Linked DNA regions of Homo sapiens: region 2 is linked to region 1. Evidence: chromatin loops called from intact Hi-C (ENCODE). Cell type or tissue: Calu3. All regions are shown on one strand. Links, peaks and the distances in the headings refer to the core of each region. The heading gives the core; the rest is flanking DNA. Region 1 overlaps DISC1FP1 (DISC1 fusion partner 1). Region 2 overlaps DISC1FP1 (DISC1 fusion partner 1).

Region 1 (8,352 bases), core at 268-8,267:
TATGCCAGCTACCTCCATTAATGATTATTCCTTCAAAATAACTTGTGTAATCGCCTTCAGCATGCTTTTAAAAATTCCTACTACCTTTCTTCAGAACACAATTTGGCTTTTAGCTGAGTCTCTGTCTCCTGAATTGCAATTCCTAAGACCCGAGTAAATGCCTTGTCTTACTGCTTTGCAGTCACTCTTTGACTTTTCATTGACAAAGGTGAGCAACAGTGAATAAGGAGGGATAGTGAAAAGACCTCCCTGTAATGCTGATTAATCAAGTAAGTTTTAAAGCATAAAAAATAATTTTACCATGTAATATAGGAAGAATATAAGCAAAAGCAATGAGACTTGCAATAAAATGAATTTTTTGACCATTTCCTATTGCTAAACAGAAAAATATGAACAAGGTTGTGACAGAAACTAAGGCTAGAAAGTAGACATAGGTTAAGCCATGGAAGGCTTTGAATGCCAGGTTAAACTGTATCTTGTCCTGAAGGTACTCAGTAAAGGCTTCCAAAAATTTCAAAACCACCAAGAGATGTTCTATATGAAAAAACATATCACTTATTTTTCTTTCTTATGTTTCTCTTTATTTTCCTATTCTATCAAATCTGCTTAACACTGGCCTACTGTGATTTAAAAAAAAAAAGCTGGAAAAGTAAAATCAAAACACAATTTCAGTACCAGTCCCCACCTGCCAATTTTACCCACATGTGCCTTTTAATAAGACATATGATCTCCTCTTAGACTGTCTTTGATTCCACATTGAAAAAAGGTTGAATAACATAGAGTTAATGGAACCAGACTCATGGAATGTGAAATGAAATGAACATCTCAAAAGTATATTGTTACAATATCTCTTACTGAACTACTGAACTTATCTGCTTGATTCCACTCATCTCTATTCAATCTCCTCTTTCTACAACACAGTCTAATCTTTAAAACATAAATCAGATTATGTGACTTCCCTATTCAAAATCCTTCAAAAATGTTAATCAACCTTAAGCTAAAATGCAAACTCCTTACCATCACCTCCAAAGTCCTCCGTGAGCTGGCCTCTGTCTAGCTTTCCAGCTTCCCACCACTGTCCTCTTCATTTCATGTTAGCCTTCTTCCTGCTTCTCAAAAATTGTAATCTTGTTTTTACCTCAGGGTCTTTGCTTACTGTTCTTGCTGTTTTGAAATATTCCGTCACTAGATCCCCCTTGGCTTGTTCCTCACTTTATTCAGGTCTCTACTCAAATGTCACCGCCTCACAGAGGCCTTCTCTACCCATCATATCTTTGAAATGGCATGCAGTAACACTGCTCCCTTGTATTTTTCTGGGCTATGTTTTTTCCAGTTTTTCAGTGTTGTTGTTCATGGCATTCATCATCACCTGATATTAGATTATAGATTGATTTTGTTTTCTTACGTATTTTATCTATCTTCTATCCTCTACTAAGCTCAATGATAGGAAATTTATTCACCAATGGTAGGCACACAATAAATGTTTGGTTAAATAAATAAATGGGTGACTACATTAGAGTAATGTAGAGAAACATTATACTAAACCTTCCTAAAGTCATACAGGATTCTTGAGGCTGAAACTGCTTTTCCATAAGGGATTTTTAGGATTAGCCTTAATGAAGAACTGTGTAATTTCAAAATTTATTCTCACTGTAGAATCCTTTGTTATCAGTATAAGTCAGAGAAAAATAAAATTTCTTTTCTATGCCAGGTGAAAAAAAATTGACTAAGTAAATTAGTAGAACAAAGAAAATTTCTAAAAGGAGATATTGTGAGAGATATCATTTTGAAGGAATGATTTGCATTTACATATATATCAGGATACCTGACGTATTAGACACAAATCATTTTTTTGTTAAGGTATGAACTCTAGATATATCTGACATATACTTTGTGAGCCTGGTTTTGTTATTGCATTTATTAGAAAATAATAAAGTTTTATTTCCTTTGATATTCTATTAGTCTATGTAGTTGTACAGAGCAGCCATTATCCAGACAGACCCAACTTCTCCCACTCAGTTTCACTGAGCGATTATTACATGATTTATTATCCTCTTTAAATATTGGGGTTAAATGTACCCAAGTTTTTAGCCCTGGTTCTAACAATTAATAGAATAACAGTTACAAGAGCATAGGAAATTGTGTATGTGTGTGTTTACATAAGGCTAAAATTTGAATTTCATCAGTCCCTAAATAACTAAATGATAACACTCTCAAGAGGTGACATATGCTTCCACTAAACAGTGAAGATATCCATACGGTCAGCCACTAGAACCAAGCAGTATGTCACTAGAACAATAATTCACATGCCTCTGTGCTCCTTTCTATTCCTATTGCTACCACTTTTGGTTCATCAGCTGATTTTTCTCAATGGACTATTTTTCAAAGTCTTATATATTATATCCTCTACTTCAGAATTTTCCACTCCAAGATATCATACACGTAGTTGCTAGATTCATCTTGTATCCATTCAAATTACTGCTCTACTTAAATCCTTCAATAACTTGTTTTTCTTTCCAAAACTCTTCAGCTTCTCAGTCAAGGCTTTCCACAAACTCCACTACTTGCAAGTGAATCTTCCACTACTTACTCATTCAAAACCCAAATTTCAGCTGCTGTCCAAACTCTATGTTTTAACACCTTGCTATATTTACTCCCAATCTGTGTTTATCGCATCCCTATCCATTTCTTTAAGAAACATTTCAAATGTCACATTTATTTATTTATTTATTTTAAGACAGGTTTTTGCTCTGTTGGCCAGACTGGAGGGCAGTGGCGCTATCTCAGCTCACTGCAACCTCTGACTCCTGGGTTCAAATGATTTGTCCACCTCAGCCTCCTGAGTAGCTGGGACCACAGGCACACACTACCATGCCCAGCTAATTTTTGTAGAGATGGGGTTTCCACACATTGCCCAGGCTGGTCTCGAACTCCTGGGCTCAAGTGAGCCACCCACCTCAGCCTCCCAAAGTGCTAGGACTACAGGTATGAGCCACCGTGCCCTGCCTAAATGTCACTTTCTTTATTTCATCTGGTCCTCACCAGTTCTCTCAACCAGAGGAGATCTATTCTACTTTGAATTCCATCACACCTTTGACCTTTGTTCTAATAAAGTCATTTCTGACCATCTTTATCCCAATATTCTAACTACCAACATAAAGAACACGGATTTCAGGAATTATAGAAACAATGTTTGAAACAATATCTTCACAACATTTTCTTTATGTGACATTGAGGAAATAGCATCAGTGGGCAAATACCTTAACTTTGATATCTTCGTCTGCAACTTAAAGATAATACCTAAATTTAAGATCATTAGAAAGATTTAACTAAAATTATATCTGGTATGAAAATTATCTGGCTGCTTATAATTCTTTTTATTATCTTTCATTTCTTTTAGATTTTAATAAACTTCACACGGAATAAATTCACAAATTAAATAAATTAGCTACTGACTGGCCAAAGAAATAGGGCCACAGACGTTATCATCAAATTTCATCAAGGTACAGGCACACTGATGGAGCCTGCTAGTTGACCCTGTCCCTTAGTAACTCATTCATAAATCCTATGTGAGTACCTACAACTTGACGATTATCTTTACTACTTGTGGCCAATGCAGAAACATGCTACAAAATGCTACCACTGCTTAGGGAATATTTCTATATAAGAAAGAGCAGAACTAGTGTTAAAAATGTACTTTGTAAACCTTACTAAAGAGCATGTAATATATATACTAGAAAAATTATCTGTAGTTTAATGTTAATAATCATTTCTGTCACCAGCCAGATTTAAAACCATCTTATCATTGACCATAGTACTTTATAGCACTGCACTCCACACACTTCTATGGCTTCTGATACTGTTACTGGTGATTCAATTCCCATCTTTAGATTCTCATGTGGATAAAACAAATCCCAAGGGAACACACTTCTCTGCCTACCAGTAGCTGTATTCCTGTTGATACACAGGGAATGCCTGAAAATACCTATCTCAATTTCTACCAGAAGAAATTAAAACTGTCAATAAATTTCCCCTGGTAATCAATGCAGAGGCAGATACCAAAGGAATTAAAAACAGGTGTTCAAATGAAAACTCGTACACAAATATTCACAGCAGCCCTATTCACAATACCCAAAAGGTGAAAACAACCCAAATATCCATTGACAAATGAATGGATAAACAAAATGTAAAATATCTATAAAATGGAATATTATTCAGCTATAAAAATAATGGGTTCAGTGTCTCACGCCTGTAATTCCAACATTTTGGGAGGCCAAAGCAGGAGGATCTCTTGAGCTCTTCAGTTTAAGACCAGCATGGGCAACATGGTGAAGTCCTGTCTCTACAAAAAATTAGCCAGGTATGGTGGCACGTGCCCGTAGTCTCAGCTACTCAGGAGGCTGAGGTATGAGGATTGCTTGAGCCTGGGAGGTGGAGGTTGCAGTGATTACATCACTGCACTCCAGACAATGTGACAGAGAAAGTTCCTGTCACAAAACAAACAAAGTAATGAGGTGCTGATACATACTACAAAATGGCATATCTATATAACGATGGAATATTATTCTTAATCTAGATTAGTGGATTGTTGCACAACATGGTGAATGTACTAGATGTCATTGATTTATACGCTTTAAAATGGTTACGATGGTAAACTCCATGTTATGTGTATTTTACCACAATAAAAAAGTTCTCATTCATACACACAAAAGATAAATACCAACTGTATTAAAATTTGATGTATTCAGTGCAGTTTCTTAAAGAAGCTATTTGTTGAACAAAAGGGATGCAAAGGGGAAATGTATTTTTGTTGAAAAGTATGACATTACTTTCTAATAACTACTAAGTTGGGAGAGTGAAGATACCACCACAATATAGCCAGTTGCAGTGATTTAAGAAAAAATTGATGACGAAATACTGTAGCCTTAGGAAGAAGCATTTATGTTTTTCAAAATAAATTGGACTATTTGTTGATGATAAAAGGGTACAAACCTGCAATTATAAGAGTAATAAGTTCTGGAGAGCTATTGTGCAGCATGGTGACTATAGTTAACAATAATGTATTGCATACTTGAAATTTGCTAGAAGAGTAGATCTTAAATATTCTTACCACAAAATAAAAAGAAAAGGTAACTATGTGAGGTAACAGGTATGTTAATTAGTTTTATTGTGCTAATCATTTCATAATGCATGAATATATCATCACATTATATACCTTAAATATATACAATTTTACATGTAAATTATACCTCAAAAATAAGTAAATAGAACCAGATAATATGCTTCACATATGTTTAAAATGAATAAATTGCTTCCTTTGCAAAATAAATTATAAAGCACATAAGTATCTCCCACTGAGAGAATTCTAGTGACCTTATAGTCAGCACAGATCTTCAAATTGTCAGTGGACTTTCAGATCCTGAAGCTCTGTAGAAAGGGAGATTGTATATTTTCCTATCATCTTGCCATTGTCTGACTTGAATAGGATCAATTTAGAATTAAAAATTAGAACTAATGCCATCTGCAGAGCAAAGTTCAAATATAACCAATTACTGAGACTTAAGCTAATACAAAGACACTTTGGGACTAGCCACATATGTTAGGGAACATATGTCTGGTTCTACTAAACCAAAAATTGAAGAAGTATTATGAGGGAAGAAAGCAAACAAAGGAAACAAGAAAAGCACATAAGAGAGAGAGAGACTGGAAAGTAGAGTAGGCAACAGAGATAGGTTACAACAGTGAAAGCAATTTCAAGTTTGACATCTGTATTCTGTATTTTATGTTTCCTGGATTAAGACACGTGTCTTGAGATCCAATCAATTACAGCAGACCACCTGATTATAGACGCAATAATGAATTGACATAGAAAAGCTACATTCCTAGATAGAAAATTCAAGAAGGAAAATCTGTTATCTTACAGCCTGTTAGTGCCAACTTCAGATAATCATTACATTGAGTTGCTTAAATTTCCACTTATTATTTCTCTTGTGTAACGCTGCTAGTGAAAAATAAAGTCTGTCTTGTCCATTTAGACAAATTTCCTTGTTAGTTTAAGGAAGAAATATGCAGATAATATCTCATTTCTTAGTCTGTTAATGTAAGTAGAAAATTGTAAGGAAAGGTCTAAGAAGCATGAAAAGAGGTTAATTAAAATTGATGATTTCAAAACTCAATAAAGAAAACTCAAGGAGTAATGTGTTGCTTTTAGTGTTTAACGGTCCATATGGTTGCTTTTTCTTAAGAATTTTAAACATACCTGAGAAGATTAAAAAGCATTTAGGTTTTTCTGTCTAATTTTCCACTGAGGCCACATTTTCAGACATCCACCTCTCTGGCCCTTGCCATCTCCTGACTCTCCTAACTGTAGGGATATATCTACATCTCTCAAACTCTGCTTTACCCATTTATTGAACAAACTCTACAACCATGGGGTCCAGAACTGGTCTCTTGGCTTGTGATTCCACTATCTTGTAAGTCCACACTGAGCCCTACGTACCTATGTGTTCATCGGGTTGCATGCTTCCCCTGTCTCCTGCTGGGTTGGACCAATCCATTCAATTGGACCTCTCCCTAGCATTTTAATTCTATACTGGAGCTACAACTATGCTGAATCCCCATGTGCTTGATAAGAGGCAAAATCATTAAATCTCCCTAATGCCTTCATCTTAGGGGCTGTATTTTGCTGCTGGGGGTCATTCTATAAACAGGCTGATTATCTAGTTACATTATTAGAAATGGTCACTCAGAAAATACATTGGATGTCTCCTCAATTTTATGTAGCAGAAAAACAAATCAAAGTAGATATTCTAAGAATTATCTGGTAGGCTAGAAATCTATACTAGCTTCATTCTCCATAGCAGGATTTAATAATTGGTTCCAAATGCAGAGAAATCTTCAGCTGTCCATGATTTTCTTAGGTTCATCTGAAAATCAAACTGCTTAAAGCTCCTGATTTATTTTTATAGCACTTTTTATTGCCTTTTATATGGATAAAGTAAGATAAAATTTCTTATTCTATATTGAATGGAATTTACCCATGAACAACGTAATATATTGGATAAGAACTTTTATCATCTGTATGATTAGTATAGAAATGAATGATTTGAGATTAACATCATCTTGATGTAAACAACATAAAGTGAAATGGCTATATTCCCAAAACAGATACATTTTACTTTATATAAATTATCTTAGTGCTTTGAATGATGAATCACTCAACCAAGATCCAAAATATCTTTTCATATCTATAGGCTGTATCTAAAATTACCATAGCAGGGTAGAATATAATGATTCTTTTCTCTATTAGAGTTGCAAAAATGGATCATAACTCTCTGTGCTTGCTACATATATGAATCCTTGCTTCCTCTCCTAAAAATGAGGTATTTTACATTTTAGATTTGAGTTAAATTTGTTTTGTATATTATCTAAATTATGTAACACCTTCTGTGATCATCTGAAACACCAAATGAGGATTCAGACACTGTATGTAGGATCTTAATACATTGGCTATAAACAAGAAAGAGTAAAATAATTTCAAGATAGATTAATTACATCCCAGACTTGAGTGTATAAACAGAACTGCCTTTCTTGTCACTTTGCGGAATTCTTTCATTCATCCATTTATTTATTTATTTACTTAAGAACATGTATTGAATGTGTACTATGGCCCAGATACTGGGAATCTGCATATAAGATACGATAGTCTTGTAGGTGGATGATAGTGGGGAAAAAGTGTAGAGACTGTAGAAGATGTAGGGAATGGTATATTTAGAGGGTCAAAAGAAAAAAAGTAAGGCATGTTCAGGAGCAAGAACCTCAGTAAGATTAGAACATGGGAGGAGAAGGGTAATTGAAGAACAGTGAAATATAAGGCTGGAGAATTAAGCCTCATATAGTAAAGGTACAAAGTGTGGCACATGTATCCCATGTTGCAAATAGTTCTTACAAACTATAATTCATGAAATTTAAACTTCTCTTCAAGGGTCCATAATTTTAACTCACTTGTAAGGGTGTATTTTTAAATAATAAAACTATCATAATTGAAAAGCTGTATTTGACTGAACTACATAAAATGTTCAAATAAACCATAGTTATTTATAAGGGGGGTGAAAATGTATGAGTTAGGTGTTTGTATACTAGACACCAAATAATTGAGTTTATCCTACAAACTTATAATAGACTAAGTCCTACGAGAACCCAATATTTTCTTCAAATATTCATCACAGTGTCTAATTTTCTAGTTTATACATTGACTAGCTGTTTTCTTTTTCTATTTCCACAACCAGACTTTGAACTCTGAGGACAGAGACCTCATCTCTTGTTTACTAGTGACACTTTCAGGATATAGCT
Region 2 (8,352 bases), core at 198-8,197, 120 kb before region 1:
GCCTTAATTCAAAGACATAGGCAAAAGGTTGTGGATCCCAACTGTGGCAATGCATGTCAGAATTCTTCCCATCAAACCTAAAATAATGTGTGTGTGTGTGTGTGTCTCTGTGTGTTGTGTGTGTGTGTAGTCAATCAGTATTATCTACAGAGTTCATATTCGTGAATCCATCTTCCTCTCTAAAATTTATTTAAAACTCCCAAATCACTAGTCATGAGGCTTTTGCAGTCAGTTGCTAACATATGCAAAGTGTAAAAAAAATTGGGTCACCTGAAGCCCACATACCCAGCTCAGTTTAAACTAGCTGATTTTCTGCCTTCTTGTGTCACCTTTGATATGTAAACCAGTGCTCTTTTGTCAGTATATTTGTGTCACATTTTTCACATTTTTGTGCTTCTTATTGATGATTTTGCTGCTTACAATGATCCCTGAGCACAGAGCTGAAGTCCTGTATAGTGCTCCTAAGTTCAATAAGGCTATGATACGCTTTACGAAGAAAATAGCGTGTTAGATAAACTTCATACATATGTAAATTATAGTGTTGTTGGCCATGAGTTCAATGTTCATGAATCAACTATATATAGTAAATAAAGTGCCTTTAAACAAAAACACATTAAATAGGGTTGTCTGATAATTAGTTGATGAAATATTGTGAACAGAAGCTCACAAGAACATATCCCTGTATTTACCTTTGGAGCAATAGTACAATATTCACTTAATTAAGTGTTCATGGCAACTTTATAGAATATAACTACTGCAAATAGTGAGTATAATGAGAATTTACTGTGTGAGTGTAGTGTTATCTCATATGTAGTTTTATTTATGTAATAGCATATAGAATCAATATAAATCTTGATATATGTTATACATATCATATATAAATCAAGAAGCACATTGGTAGTCTGCTTATTGTTTTCATTCCTAAGACACTTTGATCAATTAGCTATTTGGTAGATCTCTTTGAATGAGATATTCTAATTATCTTTCCATCCCAGTGTAGATTATTGTAATAACTCTGCCCACCTTATCCCTTTGAATTAAGCTGTATATCTGGCCTCTCCATTCTGTAATCCTGTTGTTCCCATTGAAGCTAGAAAGCCCAATTCCACTGCATCAACCCTTATCAACACCTTTGAACTACAATGCACAAGCAGAAAAGATCATAGCATGATAATAATGTTTTAGTAATAGTCACTGAATATGTTTGGACACGGTTTATTCACAACTATAAATTTTACAAATTTATCTGCTATTTGTTTAAACTTGTTAATCACAAAATTTCCCCATTTTAAATATCCACATATACTTCATGCCATAAATCCTTACATACATTGCTAATAATTTTAGGGAAATCACATCATTTAAATGCCATAAGGGCTATTTAAGAGACCATATGATATGAAACAACAACAAAAAAGGAAAAGCTTATTCTAAAAAAAGTATATATTTTAGTCTTTTTTTTTAATTTTTGAAAAGTACTGGCCAAAACCACCTTTCTATAATAAATTGTTATTTTTAAAATAGGTCTTACTGTATATAATTTATTTCACAATGAAACACATATAACTTGTATCAATGAAGCTCTCAAGTATACCACTTGAAAATATTTAAACTAAGACCCTTATAATTATTACTACCATTTTGTTATCACCAATCAAAATCAAAATATTGTAGAAACCAATATATCAGAAACAAAAATGACATTAGAATTGCTTACAGTCTAATTAAGTGGAAAAATACACTTTAAACCTGGAAAAATATGCAGGAACAAAAGCCAAGAATACTTGGTAGACCTTAAGACAGAAATCACTTCTGAAGACAGAACTTGAAGGAGATAATTCTCTAGTTAAGAGATGTTTTCCACTTTTAAGTTGAATTTTCCTAAGCGTTGAATCCATATTATAGAAAATCCCTGGAGAATTTAGTTGCAGCTTAGCTACCCAGCTAAGTAAGACATTATTTGTCTAGAATTCAACTAGCCAAAGGGGTGGAGTGGGAGAAGAAACAAAAAAATTCAAAAGCAGTGCTCTCACAGAGAAAATTCTCTAGAGGCTATAAATTCCTCAATAAATACATGATAAATAAATTTATTTGGAGTGACAAGGCAGCTGCCAAATAAACCTTATCCCTAGTGTGCCTTATAATATCTAAACACTCCTCCAATGGAAATAACAGAAATCTATTTGTATATCAATGTACAGCTCAAAGAATATTTTTCATTTGCTTTGCTCAATTTAACCTTCATATTGTCTTTGAAATATAGGTATTATTATTTATGTCCCTGCTTTGGAGATGAGGAAACCAACTAATGGAATTTAAGTATGAAGAGTTGAGCTGGAGAAAGAGAAGAAAATGGACTCAGGTAAAATTAATTTAAAGCTATGTTTTAGAAAATGATAATGTGAAGAGAATACCAATAACATTTTTTATTCTCCTTTGGCTATACTATGATATTCTAGGCATAGCTTTCAAAAATATAAATATAAATTTAGCTTATAAATGTGTAATAATAGGCTCAACTATGTGCCCAGGCCATTAATTTTATGCTGTTCATTGTACTACTCCTACTACCAATTCTAATTTTATGATTAGAACTATTCTTTATACTGAGGATGGGGTTGGTAGAAGAGAAGAAAAGAAACATTGCAGTGGTTTGACAATTCTGTGGGAAAATAATACGCACTCGAGCTTAAAAAAATTCATTTTGTTTTATTTTTATATGCAGTGAATAAATATAATTTTAGTGTAATATAGATAGTCATGCAGGTATGTTTAGCAATTTATGACTTTGACAAGATGATGAGAAGAGACTGAAGAAAAATAGTCACTGAATGAACAGAGTGACTAAGCAGATGAAAATATGGAGGGGAAAATGTTGAGATTCAGTGCAGGCACTATGGAGGTTCTGGGTAGAAAGTAACTATTTACATTTATTCAGTAGACTATAATAGTCGGCAGACCCCACAAATAATAGTAAGAGTATATACTTTGTTATGTGCAAACTGTCAGGGAATAAGTAAGGAGACACAGTTTAAATCTCTTCACAGTTCAGTGGGCTGCCGCATACATAAATAATATAACATGACATTCTATGAGTGAATCACTAAAGTAAGTTCTACAAAATAGTGATTCCATATTAAATACTGAAAAGACTAAGGAGGTTGGGTTATCCTAGGTATTATGATTGGAATTTTTTTCATCAAGTTGGAGAAGACATGCTGAAAATGCATGTGAATTCATGTCTTGCAAGGTGTTCAGGTCAATCCACCTCCTGTGGATCTCTCAGAAAAACATTACTTTGTGATATACTGAGCTATTATTTTTGTGGTCTCAAGATGATTACAGGCTATGTATCGACATTTGGCTAATGAAACTTGAAAATAATATTTTGTTTAGAAATCAATGTTCTGTGTTGAGTAGATTTTACTTATAATTTTTTAAAGGGCTAGTTGATTACTCTTGCTTTTGCAATTTAGTCCCTAAATAGTTAATTCTTGGGATTCTTGAGTAACTCAGAGCCTTAAATGCTTGGCTAATATGAAAAATGGTCAGCCCTGCAACCAGCAGGAGGCATAAGAGGATTTGATAACTGTTGGAAAAGGCAGCCTAAGGCAACAGGACTCTAATCAGTCAGTGCCACTACTATTGGAAACTCTGAGAGCAGATGACAGAAGTGAGAATCCTCCTTGAGGACCAGTAGGGATTTTGAACAACTATACCTGCTCTTCTTTAACATTAACATATGTCAAATCTCAACTTGTATAAGACATTTCAACTCTTAATTATTCTTTCGGTTAAGATTCCTCCTGTTTTCTCTCTACTGACCCAAGGAGTAAATAAGGCATGTTTGCTTTATGTCTACTGTGTGAATCTGTATCTTTGTGTAAAGATATATTTGTGTGGTGAAAACTTTTTGAAGCTTTACTTCCAGCCTAGAAAATAAGTTTCCAACCAGGTTACTCCAGCTAGTGTCAGGAAACCAGGCATACTAATTAAAGGAAATTTGCCAGGAAACACAAGCAATCAAGAAATTATTGCCTGTTTGTAATTGGAGGGAGAGAGGAAATACTAATTTTGGATTGTGGAGTTATGTGAGTGTTGTGATTGTGTTATTATATTGCAATATACTCATGGGAATTTTAGTACAAATTCTGTACACTGTGAGAGAGAGGAGGATCACACCTGAATAGTGAGATCATACCCTGTATTAGCATCCTGAAAATGTAGCAGCTATCTCAGGAAGGAGCCCAGAACTGGAAGGGAAGTCTCAATGAGGTAGCAGAGAATGGCCATTTATTTTCTCTTAGCTTTGATGGTAAAATGGCCAAGATATTGTGAAAGGAGTTCCCAAGAACTAAATATGATGTTGCCCTTCAAATATTGGAATTAGTAAATTCAATCTCTTTGATCAAAATAGTCTCCTAGTCATGACTAAAGACATTCTTTTCCAACAGAAACTCAGCAATATTCTTAAGCAGTTACCAAGAGAATTAGCATAGCTATCAGTGATGAAACCACTTGAGAACATGGATGATGAAAAAGTACAGACGTGGAAGGGGTAAAGACAAAAGCTAGTTGCACTTTTCTTCTATTATCTAAAGTATTTTCAACTTATCTCTATTCTAGTGTTTCACATAGCATAATAATTCATGTACATGTCTGCTTTCCTCATTGGAACTTGAGCTTCTTGAGAGCAGATTTCTCATCTTTATATGCATAGTTCCTGACCCTGGGCCGGGCACATGGAAGACTCTAGACAATGAATAATGTTAATGAAGGAATAAATAGCACCTGAAAACTAAAGCAACTTCATCTCTATTTAGGGATGAGATGACATATTTGCAAACTAGTGGTTATTTTCATAATTGCCATTGTATTGAGGTAGAAAATAAATGTTATTGAGGTATAAGATTAATAAGTATACATAGATCTGATACTATAAACAATATGAACTAAGAACTTCCCTGTTTGACAAAACTTCCTAAAGTTAGAAGAACTTGGATAGTTTAGTATCTTATATAGAACTGAAAAATATTCCTTCATGCCAATATATGTCTGCCTATAACTGTTATGAACCCCTTTAGAACCATATACACCCCTGGCCACCACCCCCAAACACCAACCATCTTCAAAAACAAGATACAGATCTTATCTATAGAAATGCAAACATGACCAAAGATGCTGGAATTCTCAGTCCTGTCATACAGATAGCTGTGTAGTATTACTGGCAGACAGAAAAACTGAGAAGAAACTTGGAAAGTTAATAAATTGTATAACTCATAAAATCTTTGTGAAAACTTCTAAAACTCTCTGTATGAGGGAAGAAAGGAACTCCAAGTTAGCAGTTAAGCTCCCAGACATGTCTTAGTCAAACTAAGGTTTAAGGAAGCTAAATGAAGCTCGGTGAGTTGCTCAAGTGGTAGAACCAGGACCAGAAAACAGTTTTTTAGACTCTTGGGTTTATGCATCTATTACAAAATGGGCTTTGTCTTTATGGAAAATTTTATCAAGCAATAGAGGCTAATTAGAGTTCTGTGTTAACAAGGATCTGAAGCCAAGTTCTAACTCATTAGAAAAGATTGCTGTGGTTGATTATATATGATCAAAACCACAATGAGATACCATCTCACACCAGTCAGAATGGATATTATTAAAAAGTCAAAAAGTAACAGATGCTGGCAAGGTTGCAGAGAAAATGAAACACTTATACACTGTTGGTGGGCATGTAAATTATTTCAACCATTGTGGAAAGCAGTATGATGATTCCTCGAAGAAATAAAAGCCCAACTACCATTTGACCTAGCAAATGCATTAGAGTGTATATACCTAGACAAATATAAATCATTCTACCATAAAGACACATGTACACAAATGTACACTGCAGCAGTATTCACAATAGCAAAGACATGGCATCAACCTAAATGCCCATCAATGACAGATTGGATAAAGATAACGTGACACATATATACCATGGAATAATAGGCACCCATAAAAAAGAATGAAATCATGTCTTTTGTGGGAACATGGGTGGAGCTGGAGGCTTTATCCTTAGAAAACTAATGCAGGATCAGAAACCAAATACCACATCTTCTTACTTATAAGTGGGAGGTAAATGATGAAAGCTCATGAACACAAAGAAGAAAACAACAGGCAGTAGGGCCTATTGGAGGGTGGAGGGTGGGAGGAGAGAGAAGGGCAGGAAAGATAACTATTGGGTACTGAGCTTAATACCTGGGTGATGAAATAATCTGTACAACAAACCCCCAAGACACGAGTTTACCTACATAACAAACCTTCACATGTACCCCAAATATAAATTTATTTTTGAAAAAAAGAGTGGCCAATTATCAGCTCTTCCTATACTACATTCCCCTGTTGAGGTCTCCAGATATGTATGTCTACCCCAATAGTAACACTGATTTGACTGATTATAAGATCGCTAAAAAATGGAAAGAATTGCTTCCAGCTACAGAGAATTAGCGGTGATGGTAGGTGCCCCCTCTTATACCAGCATACTAGATAGAACTTCATTGACTGGCTTATCCTCAAACGCAGCTTCAGAGATAATCAGAGAAAGAGAAGGAAAAGAGGATATGTTCAGAAAGTGGGTTATGCCCTGGAATTCTCTGCTGCTAAAGAAAAAAAATAAGAGAAGGAATTTTTCATACAATTTATAGAATTTAAAATATTTGCATAATTTCTGTGATTTTAATAGCAAAAATTAAAGTGTTGCAGCTTTTCATACCAACCCTTTCCACCTAACTAAAGTATCTTTATTTTTGAGTCTTAACAATGAAGAGGCTTGCCTTTTGAATGATGGAAGTTCTTCACAAACATAAGACTAGTAATCATTCTCAGGCAATTAAGAATTCTCTCTTTCAGGTGGCCAATTCCATGGACTTGCTCAACACAGCACAAAGACTATAATTTATACATTGCTATACTTAAAGTACTTTTTGGCATATTCTTCTAAGAAAGTAAAAAAAGCATTGTAGCGGCGCAATAAGGTAATTGTTATCTAAATATGTAATATGATCATTCTTATCTAAATATGTAGAGAAAAAAACATGCTTTAAAATGTTATATTGGCTATTAACAATCTCTTGGACACTCATTCATACTAGAGTCTTTTTCATGTGTTTCTGTCCCTTTCTCTGAATGGTCTTGCTGCCCATTACCTTTTTTTCTGGCTGTAAAGGCCTAGTCACAAAGAACTTTCAGAGCCCACTACATTTCAGATCTATTGTCATTTTCAATGCCTAATTCTGTGTGGAGCGGTGTAATTTAAATTCAATTTTAGAGTAATTTTAATAGAACATTTGCATAATACAGTTCTTGTTTCTTGTAATTCAAATCTGCTTACTCCAAATAGGTTTCTCCATGGACACCCCTCAGCCACGCACCAAGTTCTAATACATTTGGCTTACCTGTAATGAGAGTAGGGAAGCAAAAAGAAGCAAAGCCTATGGGAAGAGGACTGAGGTGGGATTTCATAAAGCTATTAATTAACAATACTAGAAGGACCTTGAATTTTCACAGAATTACACATTGTTAAAACAAGCACACCTGTTATCTAATCCTTCCATTCTAATCTCTACTGGGCAACTTCAGGCTCAGACAAGCTCCCTCACGCAATATATTCACATTCGAAAGGGTGATATCATGGGTAATTTTCATCCTGAAATTTGGTGAAAAGTAAACGGAATTTAAAAGGGCCTTTTCTCTATCCTTGACTATCAGATGGCAATAATTACTGCTACCTGCTCTTGTCTGCTTCTATTCCTCATTTGCATTTGTTAGATATCCAGTTGGATTTTTTTCATAAATTGTTTTGGCTATTTTTTCTCTCTCCTTTTCCATAAGCCCTTTTTGGAAATTATTCTGAGAGTAAGGCAGAAGAAATTCTAACATCCTTAAATGTGTTTATTTCCATTCATTACAGAAAAAAAAGTTTAAGAAATACAACTGCATACAGTGGCTGTTATATCAAGAAATGTACCTGCATATATTGATTTTTATATCATTATTATTGATATTTAATATAAGGTTTTTCTCTTTTTCTCACTTCATGGGTATGTAAAATATGTATCATGTTTACCACTCTTGGACTTCTATTAAGAATTATTTAGGTAACCAATTTACATCTTAAATTCATATTTCTTTTCTATTTCTAGATACGCTGCCGACACAAATTTAAGTGGATAATTAAAAAAAAAAAAACAACTTATACCTTCAAGGTGGCTGCTAGTACAAAAGGAGGATTTTGTTACAATTACTCTTTTTTCTAAAATATCCTCCTAACTTGATCTTTTAAACTCAGGTTTCTCACCTGCCCAAAACCATTTTCATGCT

What was found. A loop is a pair of places that touch in the nucleus more often than their neighbours do. Peaks named below come from ENCODE experiments on the same cell type or tissue, not always from the same donor. Only the 100,000 strongest peaks of a DNase experiment are listed, where the experiment ranks them.
Region 2: a loop joins it to region 1, with 2.4 times the contacts of the local background. A loop is called at or near these places in 2 of 110 quality-filtered maps.

Annotation. Positions count from the first base shown.
Region 1 is chr11:90,310,376-90,318,727 of GRCh38, reverse strand. The region is part of intron 1 of DISC1FP1 (DISC1 fusion partner 1); the gene reads right to left. Among named protein-coding and RNA genes, the nearest start is that of DISC1FP1, 63 kb to the right of the region's middle. In Calu3, for the core only: no CTCF peak of the experiment used is centred there; no DNase peak of the experiment used is centred there.
Region 2 is chr11:90,430,262-90,438,613 of GRCh38, reverse strand. All of the region lies in intron 1 of DISC1FP1 (DISC1 fusion partner 1), which reads right to left. Among named protein-coding and RNA genes, the nearest start is that of MIR4490, 120 kb to the left of the region's middle. RefSeq lists an enhancer at 1-649 and a silencer at 3,459-3,753. In Calu3, for the core only: no CTCF peak of the experiment used is centred there; a DNase peak (open chromatin) is centred at 3,583.